Linked DNA regions of Homo sapiens: region 2 is linked to region 1. A link is a loop called in an ENCODE intact Hi-C map of the cell type or tissue named here. Cell type or tissue: dorsolateral prefrontal cortex. All regions are shown on one strand. Each heading gives the region's core, and the rest is flanking DNA. Links, peaks and the distances in the headings are about the cores only. Region 1 overlaps LOC105371986 (a long non-coding RNA gene). Region 2 has its middle 12 kb from the start of APCDD1.

Region 1 (5,377 bases), core at 248-5,247:
TTTCATTCTTTTCCAAAAGGCCATTTAAAACATATAAGTATATAGATCTATTTTTATTCCTTTGTTCAGGGTTAGAAAACATAAATTCCTAAGTCCAAAGTGATGGGTGTTTTAAAGCATGCTTTTGATTCCTTTGTCAGGCTGTATTGTGGGTTTATGAAATACTGTCACCAAAGCCACATTCTTTTAAAAAAGAGTAGGTGGTTGTGTCTTTGGAGCCCCTGTCCCTTGCCCCTGCCAATGTCATTAACGGACTAAGCCCGAACCTCTGCTTTACTCAAAAACTTTAATCACTCCCTGTGTTTCTCAGCCCCTTCATTATTACCAGCAATTAAACTTCAGAAGTAACGTCATCTTTTTGACATCTGGAAGATATTACTACAAGTCTCCTTTCTCTCCCACCAAACCCCACTCAGAGCCTGAGCGGAGACCCTAAGGTTGGGGTCTGTGAGGGGAGACTGGGGTCAGCACAGGGGGCTGCCTCAGCTGAGTCCCAGGTCACTCCATGCGTGACTCAAGATGAGGCATCCAGCCCCTAGGGTCTCAGGGCCCCACCTGTAAGCTCTCGCCTGTGAAGGGACAGATTCTGCTCTCTGTGTTTCTCAATCTGACACTTTTAAACTCGGGGGTATATGAAGGCGCAAAGGAATTCAGAGAACATCAGATATCCTTCCTGCAAAGTCATTATTTGATAGAAATGTAAAACGTAGTCTAAGTGTCTTACATGTGAAAGTTTCGGGTTCAGCCCAGAGCCTCCTGGGGCGCCCTGCCCTGTGGCCACCCCGGGCACCTTAGTGGATTGCTTTGGGAGCGCTGCAATGGTGCCAGGCCTCCTCAGCAATAAAGTTTGAAGACGCTATGAAGAAAGGATAAAACTTTTACAGAGGCCTTAAAGAAGGTCTTCATTTCATAAATGAACAATTGCCCAGAGAAACTTACAGGCAAGAGTAGCCCTTTTATCTAAACTGAGATCTGGATTTCAATCCAAGGGATATTTAGTGTGAATGACAAAGGAGCCTCTGCCGCCTTTTCCAGGCTGTGTCTTCTCAGCAGTCTGAGGGCAGATTCTCTGCAGCTCCCCTGAGCCGAGCCACCAGGAGTTGACAGTCCCAGAGAGGCCTGGGGGAGGCTTTGTGGGTGTCTGGACATAGGGCTTTTCCAGTGCGGGCTGCATTCCTTCCCATTCCAGGGGTCCCTGGCACCTCAGCTCAAGCTGCGCGGTATGGACAGTCTCCCTGGGTAGCTGACGTGTGGATCTGGTATGTTTTTATCGGAAAGGGGAGCAAATACTGCCAGAACAGCAACCAACCAGTTTTTGAAGCTGGCTACTGTCTTAGGGAGGATGGAGAACGCTGGGGAGAGAGAGGATCCCACAGTAGGAAATGAAGGAGAGGTGAGGCTAGCAGGCCCAGTCCTCCGAACTCAGGACGAGCTCTCCTGGGAAGAGGATGAAGGTGTGTGCCCCCACACCGGGCAGTCCTCGGAGAGGAGGGGTCAGCATGGACTCTGTCTCCGCCACTACCTGCTGCTACAAGTACTGGAAACACCTTGAGGTGGAATTCCATTCTCTTTCTCTTTCATTTGTGCGTTTTCATTCCTTCGTTTTGTACTTCAGTCTACGCATGGTTTCTCTGCCTGTAAACTTTGCTATGACAATAATACATGTCATTGTTCCTCCATTTTTCACAGTGCTTTTCCTATATTGATGGCAAATGCTTTGTGACTATTTTTAGTGACCTCATCCTACTCCATCATATGCCATGGTATTTTACACTCAAAGATGTTCACAACAATTTCTCATTCCTTTGCAATGAGACTTTGGCACTCCTCCCTTCAACAGGGGGTGTCTATTCTCCCACCCTTTGAATCTGGGCTGCCTCGTAACTAGCTCTAAATAACAGAATGTACTGGAAGTGATGCTATGAGATTTCCAGTGCTAGGCCTCAAGAAACCCTGTTGTCGTGCCCTGACAGCCGAGCCTCCTGGAGGATGGGCAACTGCAGGGAGGAGAGCGGAGAGGCAGCACAGCTGTCAGGCATGTGAGAGGGGTCTCCTGGGACCCTCCAGCCCATCTCACCCTCCAGCTGCATGGAGCCCATGAGTGAGCCTGGTGACACAAGGCCGAGAAGTCACCCAGCCAAGTCACAGAACTGTGAGAAACAGTAAACTGCTGTTGTTTGAAGCCAATACGTTTTAGGGGTAGTTTGGTGTGTAGAAAAAGCTAACTGAAACTAATGGAAAAATTGTGAATTCAACAAATTTATAATTCCACCCTACCTAACCCTAGGGAGTATTTATCCCTAGTAGCCGGCTGAATTTAGGAATTTATCTGATAGTGACAAAATGGGTGGAGAGACTTAAAGAAGAGAAGATTGTAAGACACAAGCTCTCGAGGTGGCTGCTCACCGAATTCTTGAAAAGTGCAAGCTCACACATGGTAACAAGCTAGGTGGTGTTCAAGGGCGTCAGTGTTGGCACCAGCCAGACATGAGTTTCACTCCTATCTCTGCCACTTATTTAGTTAGCTGCATGACCTCTAAATCTCTCAACTTGGTGATCTTTAAAATAGAAATAATAATATCAAACTAGGGTGCTGTTGTGAGGATTAAATGGGAGTATATAGGAAATACTCAGCCTGGTTTCTGGCACACAGCACTCCCTGTCACCAGGCACCTCGCCCAGGGTCCTATGGGCAGTGGGTGAGGGCTGTTGTTGTCCCTGTCCCTGTCTGACTTCGAATTGTATGCTCTTTCAGCTGCACTTTGTCCTTAACCCCTGAGGCTCAGCCTGGAAAGCAATGAGATATACTTATTCCATGTGTATGCTCATAATTATTGATTCAGTGAATTTTAACTGAATGCCTGCTGAGTGCCAGGGATCAAGCTCTGCTCCAGGATGATGTAGCCAGGCAACATGCTATGGTGTTCTGTCGGGGGAGACAGATGATAGGAGATAAATCTCATTATACTCCACAATTAGTGCTGGCAGGAACAGGACCAGGCCCTCGGGAGGTGAGGAGGAGGAGGCCCGACCTTGACCAGGTGCAGGGACAATTGAAGGAAGCTTCCTGGGGAGGTAACACTTGAACCAGGTAAATAGGAGTTAACTAGGTAAAAAGATGTGTGTGCATGGCAGGGGTTGGGGGGAATCATGGACTATTCTGGGCATAAGGACAACAAGGTTGAAGGTCCTAAAGCCAGGAAGAATACAGGCCTGCCTTCTGTGGAGGCCCCAGTAGAGAATGCAGCTGGAAGATGAAGCAAGGATGAGGCTGGCCTCCAGGGAGACAGCAGAGGGAGCAGGGCCAGAGCATCCAGGCTTCAGGGCCCCACTCAGTACTCAAGTCTTTATCTTAAGTAGGAGGGCAGCCATTGAGGGATTCTAAGTAGGCGAGTACCATAAACAAAAGGAGAGTGTCTTGGGATGGCTGCCCTCCATCCTTCAAGAAACGTCTACTAGAGATGTTGGCCATGGTCTTGGGAGATGGGAAGTATTCCGACTCACGCCAAGGCCGTCATGCTACTCTTGCACTTAGTAGGCACAGAATAAGAATTTGTTGAACAAAAGAATGGATAAATAAACGACTCTTCAGTGGTAAGCTTTTAAACACCTTGGTGGGCTATGATGGAAAGAATCCGGAGGGACTCTAAGTATGCCTTCTCAAATTATACCAAGAAGGGGCAATTTAGGCAGCCTTTGATCAGAGAAGGACCTGGGGTGCCAGAGGCAGTAAGAGAAAGGGACTATCTTAAGGCCAGAGCCCCCAAACTCTACCAAAAAGCATGTAAGCTTTTCTTTTCATTATTTTCCGCTTTTCTCTAGTTTCTCTATTTTGCAAATTATCGGTTAAGTCTCCTTTCAACATCTGTTTATAAGGTGCTTAGAAATTCTGAAATGAAAGTCATTGTGAAAATGCTGGAAGCTGTTGTCTTCTCCTCTTTGTTTAATGTCTTCTGATTCTTTATCCAACCCTGACCCAATCTTCTCTAATGTGGATCACTGTCATTTAAAAGAACCATCTATTGCTTAAAAATAGAAAGAGGTAAACTATGCTGTTTTGGTGCCAATTCTCCTAAACACAAGTCACTGCTGAGCAATAAAGGAAAGGAGCTTTTCCGAACATCTTTTGTATGTCTCCCTTAGAGAAACCCCACTTTTCCTTGCTTCCCTATGAGATCAAATGTACAGACAGAGAAATATGCAGATAGACATTGCGGGGAGAAAATCAGGAGAAGAAACCCACTAAAAATAAACACAGCTCTTTCTACCATATATTTTTAAAGATTCATCCATGTAATTCAAGCTCAGTCATTTAGAAGCAGCCCTGCTTGATACCACATGGCATTAAAATCCAGCTGCTATGAAATGAGTCACCCTGTAAGAGCAGGTTGGACTGCAGGCTATGTCAGAAGACACTTACATTCCTCTCTGAAATCTACTCTTTTGATAATGAAAGGGGTGAAGAGTTTAGAGTCACCATTTATGATGTCCTGGAATGTTCTCTTAAAGGAAGAGAAAAGATCCTTCAAAAATGCACTTGAGGATTCAAAGACAAGGACACGGGGACAGGGAGACTATAAAATTGCCTCTTCTGGGATAACAAGGGGCTGAGTAGCCTTCTCCTTTACTTGGTGACTTAACGTTGAAAAGAAAAAGAAAAAGAAAGCTTTATTTCAGCATTAGGCACATGGTTGGCATTCACCATGTGTTTATTAATAATAATGACTTATCTGTGCCAAAATCCCTTTAGAGCAAATTGTCTCACATCCAAATCCCAGAGTGAGCCAAAGGATTTCAATGCCCTAGCAGGAAGCTGGAAGGCTCTGGAACAATTCACTCATAGCAAACTCCAGCCCACACCATAGAGCATTTTCTCTCAGACACTCAGCCCCACCTCCACCCATACCCCACAGCTAGTGGGGCGACCCCTGTATTTCTTTAGTTTGTAAAGGGAAGTCACTTTTTCTCACCTATACCAGGCTTTCTGCATTTCCTTCACAAGACAAACAAGGTTCTCCCTTTGTTCTTCCTTCTGAGAGTATGAACAAAGATAGCCTTCATAAAAGAGGAAATTGTAGCAGTGTCCCCATGACCCAATGGTGATGAGAATGCTGGGTGACTTCCCTGTGCCTGTTCTTCTGTGAGAGTGCTCAGTACCCCCCTACAGGGCCATTTCCAATCCCTCTTCCCTGGAGTAAGCAGGACATTCACTTACTTCCAGCCATGACTATTTTAGTGAGTGCCCATGACTTTGGAATAATGTAGTCACCCAACACATTTTTCAAAGTTTGCAGATGAGCAAATCTAGGCCACAAATTTCTCTACTTTTTTTTGTCTCTCAAAGATAAATACAAGATGATAGGTGCTGGGCTTGGTG
Region 2 (5,377 bases), core at 142-5,141, 91 kb after region 1:
CCCCAAGGCAGAAAGCCCCCAGGAACACAAAGGGAGTCCTCCTATGCCTAATGCAGTTAGTAAGAAAGGAACTCTCATTTCTGTGTCTTGTGAGGTGGTCACACAGACCCAGCCCCTGCCTAAGCCCCATTGCCTCTCGGTTCGTGTCCCCATACCTGGACTCTATGCCTTCTCTGTCTTTTCCTCCTATCCTTGACCTCTTTCCTGGTTCAGGACACAGCTTTTCTCATGATCAAAGAAAACTTGGATTCTGTTGGAGACAGGAAGCCCAAACCCAGAGCATGAGGCTCCCGTAAGGGATTTTTCTTCAAGCGTGCTAAGAAGTACAAGAAGAGGCCATGGGGAGAGGAATCTTAAGGACCCTCCGACAACACAGGCATGATTCTAACCATCATCTCAGGAGGTAATCAAAGCTCAAAGACCAAACCATCTGAGGGCACTGAATGCCGACTATGTCCCAGGGACTGTCGTAAACGTCATGTAATTTATTCTTACAGTTCCCTTAGATAGTTATGATGATGATGCTCATTTTTCAGATACAGCGACTGGCATCCAGAGATCTGCTGTAATGACCCCACAAAGCTAGTAATTTCACAAAGCTAGTAAGTGATAGCCCGGGTTGCACCAGGTCTCCTGACTCTGTCCAGTCCTCTTTCCGCCATCCACAGTCTGTCTCAACTGTCAGGTATGTAGAAGGTCTTTAAACATGCGAGCTCACTTCCCACTTCTGAGGCTGTGAGGAAATGGTACTCCCTTCACTTTGGGCATAAAAGCAATGAACATAATCCAGGATATGAGAGAAAATTTTCTGCCTTGTCAAATACTCCAAACATCAGTCTATCATTGGCCTCTAGGGAATCAGTTCATTATTACAAGCTGAGTGTGCAGACAGTAAGTAGACAATTACAGGAAACCCTAGGGACATCTGTCAGGGTCTTGTAGTAGACATTTTTCATTTTTTCTGGCCTCCCAACTAGGGAACTCCATGGACGTGATTAGTGGAGGAGCCCACCTCCCACAGAAAAGCTAAAAATGCCTGCCCCCTCACAGGTAGGGGGTTCAGGTATGAGATCTAGGTATTGCCAAACAGCCCATCCACCCTAAGTTTGGATCATAAGCTTGTGGTGATAAGACGGGTTCTCTAGGAATCCTTTCTGCTATGGGTGGGGGCAGCAGGGGCAGCCAGCCACCATTTCAGAGGGGACAGGGCCATAGTTCTAGTGGCTATTTCCAGAGCCCAATGTCAGTGGTGTCTGTGAGGCAATCTGCACTGTCCGGTCTGATGGTGCAGTGACTATGTCTTTACAAGGCCAGCTCTATGCTTTGTGATTAAATTAACCAAACTTAGCTTCTGCTGCTCTACAACTGAAGGCCCTCCTAGCTTGTGCAATCTGATAAGTGGATCCAGGGCTGTCTGGAGTACTGCAGTCTGCTCTCATAATTGGCTGTGGACATGGTCCCAGGCAAAGGCCAGCACCGGGAGGAGCTCACCTGCTCAGCTTCTCTCTGGGCTGCTCACCCGTCACCACTATTGAACTTTCCATGGTCATCTCATCGAATCTTCACAGCAGCCATCAGAGATCAGCTCTGCTGCTGCCACCACTTTACAAAGGAGAAAGTGGGTGTTCAAGAGATCCAGTGATAGTGCTGGGTGTGGTGGCTCATGCTTGTAATTTCAGCACTTTGGGAGGCTGAGGTGGGCAGATCCCTTGAGGTTAGGAGTTCGAGACCTGACTGGCCAACATGGTGAAACCCCATCTCCACTAAAAATATGAAAACTAGCCAGGCGTGGTGGCACGCACCTGTAATCCCAGCTGCTCAGGAGGCTAAACCTCCTGCTCTTGAACCCAGGAGGTGGAGGTTGTAATCACCCGAGATCGCACCGCTGCACTCCAGCCTGGGAGACAGAGGGAAAGTCTGTCTCAAAAAAAAAAAAAAAAACAACAGAGAGAGAGAGAGAGATCCAGCGATGCATCAGAGTCACACCGATACAGTGAAAACCTCGTTGCAGCGCATCAGACACCAACGTCCGCACTTCTACATGCTACAGCACTCCAGCCTCACCAGCCATTCCTCCCAGACTCAGAGCTATTTATTACCACACAGATCAGCAACTCGTTGCTAACCCTGACAGGGGTCTCACCTTTGATCCAGCATGAACTGATTTTAAAATGGGGAACAGGTTTCAACCTAGACATTCAGACCTCTGCTGCCAATAGCACAAGTTTGAGACACACCTCAAACAGCCAATTCAAGTCATGTCAAATGCAGCTGTGACCTTCAATGCGACTGAAAAAATGTTTGCCTAAAAAACTGTTGAGTACTTAGCCTTAAGGAACAGAATAGAAAGTGCTCTTCCACCATTAGGCAGTCTGTGGCACTCTCTCCTGGGAGCCTGCTGCAATGTCCTGCCTTAGAGGACAAACACCCTATCACTGATAACACAGTCTAGTGGTTTTACGTTGCCAGACCATGAAACACTATCAGAATCCTCCCTGTGCCTCTGATCAGCTGCCTCTCTGCCTTGGCCCTGTGGGTCCTAACTACCGTGGTGCTACATCGTTAAAAATCTCTTTTGTCATCTGTGTTGAGGCTGGGGGAGGCCATCATGGAGTTGGGACAATAGAAAATCAGTGCTCTGAATGCTCATTCAATGCAGATACAAGGCCCAATAATGCCTCCTTGTGCATGGGTCTTTTTGAACAGACGGTTTGTTTTAGTGTTACAAAGCCATGTTGTCTAATCTAGTGACACGTCTCCACTTTATGTAAAAGGAGTGGGTTCTGGACTTTATGGTTTTAATATTGTCTTTTTTGTATGAATGTTCATGTTAAAATGCTCAAAGAAGATTGTAAACTGGCTGGCAGTATTAACTTTGTCCAATTCTGCTTTGTTTTTCTCTAACTTATTCAGTTTATTCATATTACCATGTGTATTTTGTAAATGTATGAAGTGGGCACCACACACACGTGCACACACACACAAAGCTTGATTGTTTAACAGCTGCCTAAAGATGGCTTCATTTGGGTAATAATATACAATGTCCTTTAATACCATTTTTTTGTGTGTGTAAATTCAGGCTGTATTTTAGTCATTATGCATATTTTATGAACTTTAAATTAAATTGCACCCCAAAAAGAAAATGAAAGCTAAACCATCCCATTTCTGCTTTTGTAACAGAAGTTTTGTAAAAACTTCATAAGAACTTGTATCTCCACTTGAAATGAAATTAACTTAATGGGTCGAAGACACCACATCTTCATAGTGCTAGAAAAAGTTGTTCTACTTCTAAAGAAGAAAATAAACAAAGGGGAAATTTCAAATAAACATGGACAGTACACCTCTCAGTAGGACTAAAAGAAACTTCTCTTTGCATTTCCCATGTCTTTTAAAGAGTCATGAGGCTTACTGCAGTCCAGAGAAATGTTTTTAGGTTTTTTGTTTGTTTTTGTCTTTTTGTTTCTATTTATTTTAACTTCAAAGAGTTTTGTATCTAAATGGAATAGAAAGTGCAAAAAATTGCATGGGAAGTCTGGTAAGAACATATCTTTGCTTTCATCTGCAAGATTGGCAAACCTCTAGCAATCCTCCGGTGTCTGTCAAGGTCTGTACCACTTATTTATTTAAGCCAGGTACACTAATTTTTATAATGAGCTATAAATAAGCTTGTTATGGCAGACATTTATGAGATTAAGGTCCCAAACATAAAGATAGACTACTTATCTTTTCCTTAGATAATAGTGAAATACCAGAGTAATTTGTTTGGGTCTTGGGCCAGCCATCACTCACTCCACCCAGCCCCAGGCCACTGTCGCCAATTTTGGAGCCTTTGACACATCTTGAGATCCATCTAGAGCCTGCAAAATCCATCCTGACACAGCCTGCTACTTGCAGGTATCCTCAGCCTTTTCCATCTCACAGTGTTCTTGGACAATACGGAGGATCATCACCATATTCAATGCCAGCTCTTGCCAGGTGTGGAATGCATCAACTGCTCATCTATTGGAAAGGACCTCAGGAGTGGGGCCACAGGCCAGCAGGGACGAGCACTAGAAATCACAGATCCCCAGCTTGCTAGTGATGGAGAAATCACCACTAGGAAATGGAAGAGAGTGATCAAGACAAAGTGTGAGATAAAAAGTTGGTAGTCTTTGGTTACTGCCCTGCATGTGAAGTCTTTCTCAGTAATACCTTATATCCCCTCTCTCCCAGGGGAGAGTGAGGAGAAGGGAGGGAAAGGAAGGGGAAAGAAAGGGAGAGTGAGGGAGGGAACTGTATGTGAGAAGCAGACAATCCTAAAAATCCAACTAACAGGTGTGGTGGCGATCTGTAGACAAGTCCCACTCTTCCTTTTTGCTTTCACGTGGGAAAGAGAAAGGTTTTGCAACCTGATTAATGGCTCAGATAATTGAGATCCTGGATCTACATTACATAAAGTGGAAAACAGAATAGAACTAGATAACATTTACAAGTTAGAACAGAACCAAAAGACAACACTCAGTGACGTTACCAAATTCCCCACCCCCGGCTAAAATCAATAAATAAAACGACCACAGCTATAATGTAAATGAAAGAGAAATCTGGCTGGCCCAGGGCTCAAGATAAACACAGCAAAGCCAAGTCTCCACCACTCCCTCCAAACTCACACCCCAAGAGGGGGAGGGCGGTCTCTGAAACACAGGTCAGTGGTTCACCGGTGGTAAAGGTGACAGCGACACATCGTGAGTGCCATGGAATTCCACCTTTCCAGGTCTCTTCTGGCTCAGGGCTTCACTTGCAGTTTAAATGCAAAAATCCAGATAAAGGCTAATGCTTTTGAACTTACAAATTATTTATATTTTAGCATGAATGCATTTATAAGATCAATTCTTATTCTGTTAAGAAAGAAAGACAGAGGACATAAGAATACTCTGGTATCTTTTGGGAGGATGAGGGCAGAAAAAAGAAGCCCAAAGAGATGAATGTTGAGCCCTGCAAAGCAGAGCACAGCGCAGGGGACCTGGGAGTGAGAGAAGCTGGGAAGTATTTCTCACTGAGAGTCTTTCGTCTAGTCTGGAAGCCTTCTGTTCCTTCCTAATGAAAGTAGTGGTGCACTTAAGAACATGGTGTCTGAAATACAGTGGATGCTAAGTAAATATTCATTGAATGTATGAGTGACTCAAAGTAGACATGGAAAGCACATGTCCACGTTCCAAGCAATAGTCATAATAGGTGGCATAGAATGTGGGAGGACTTAAACGGAGGCAATCGGAGCTGCAGCCCCTTGGGCCACCCCACTTGACCATGGATGAAGCACATTCAGGAATCAGGCAGTGCATTAAGTACTTTCCATCATCCGCTTCCCTAACCCACCATAGACTCTAAGCAGCAACTCACA

The links. Peaks named below come from ENCODE experiments on the same cell type or tissue, not always from the same donor. Only the 100,000 strongest peaks of a DNase experiment are listed, where the experiment ranks them.
Region 2: a loop joins it to region 1, with 2.6 times the contacts of the local background. A loop is called at or near these places in 3 of 110 quality-filtered maps.

What each region holds. Positions count from the first base shown.
Region 1 is chr18:10,349,583-10,354,959 of GRCh38, forward strand. The region is part of intron 2 of LOC105371986 (a long non-coding RNA gene); the gene reads right to left. Among named protein-coding and RNA genes, the nearest start is that of LINC01254, 62 kb to the right of the region's middle. In dorsolateral prefrontal cortex, for the core only: no CTCF peak of the experiment used is centred there; no DNase peak of the experiment used is centred there; H3K27ac peaks cover 1,246 bases.
Region 2 is chr18:10,440,233-10,445,609 of GRCh38, forward strand. No RefSeq gene overlaps it. Among named protein-coding and RNA genes, the nearest start is that of APCDD1, 12 kb to the right of the region's middle. In dorsolateral prefrontal cortex, for the core only: CTCF peaks have their summits at 2,434 and 2,635; DNase peaks (open chromatin) are centred at 2,499 and 2,970; H3K4me3 peaks cover 493 bases; H3K27ac peaks cover 2,828 bases.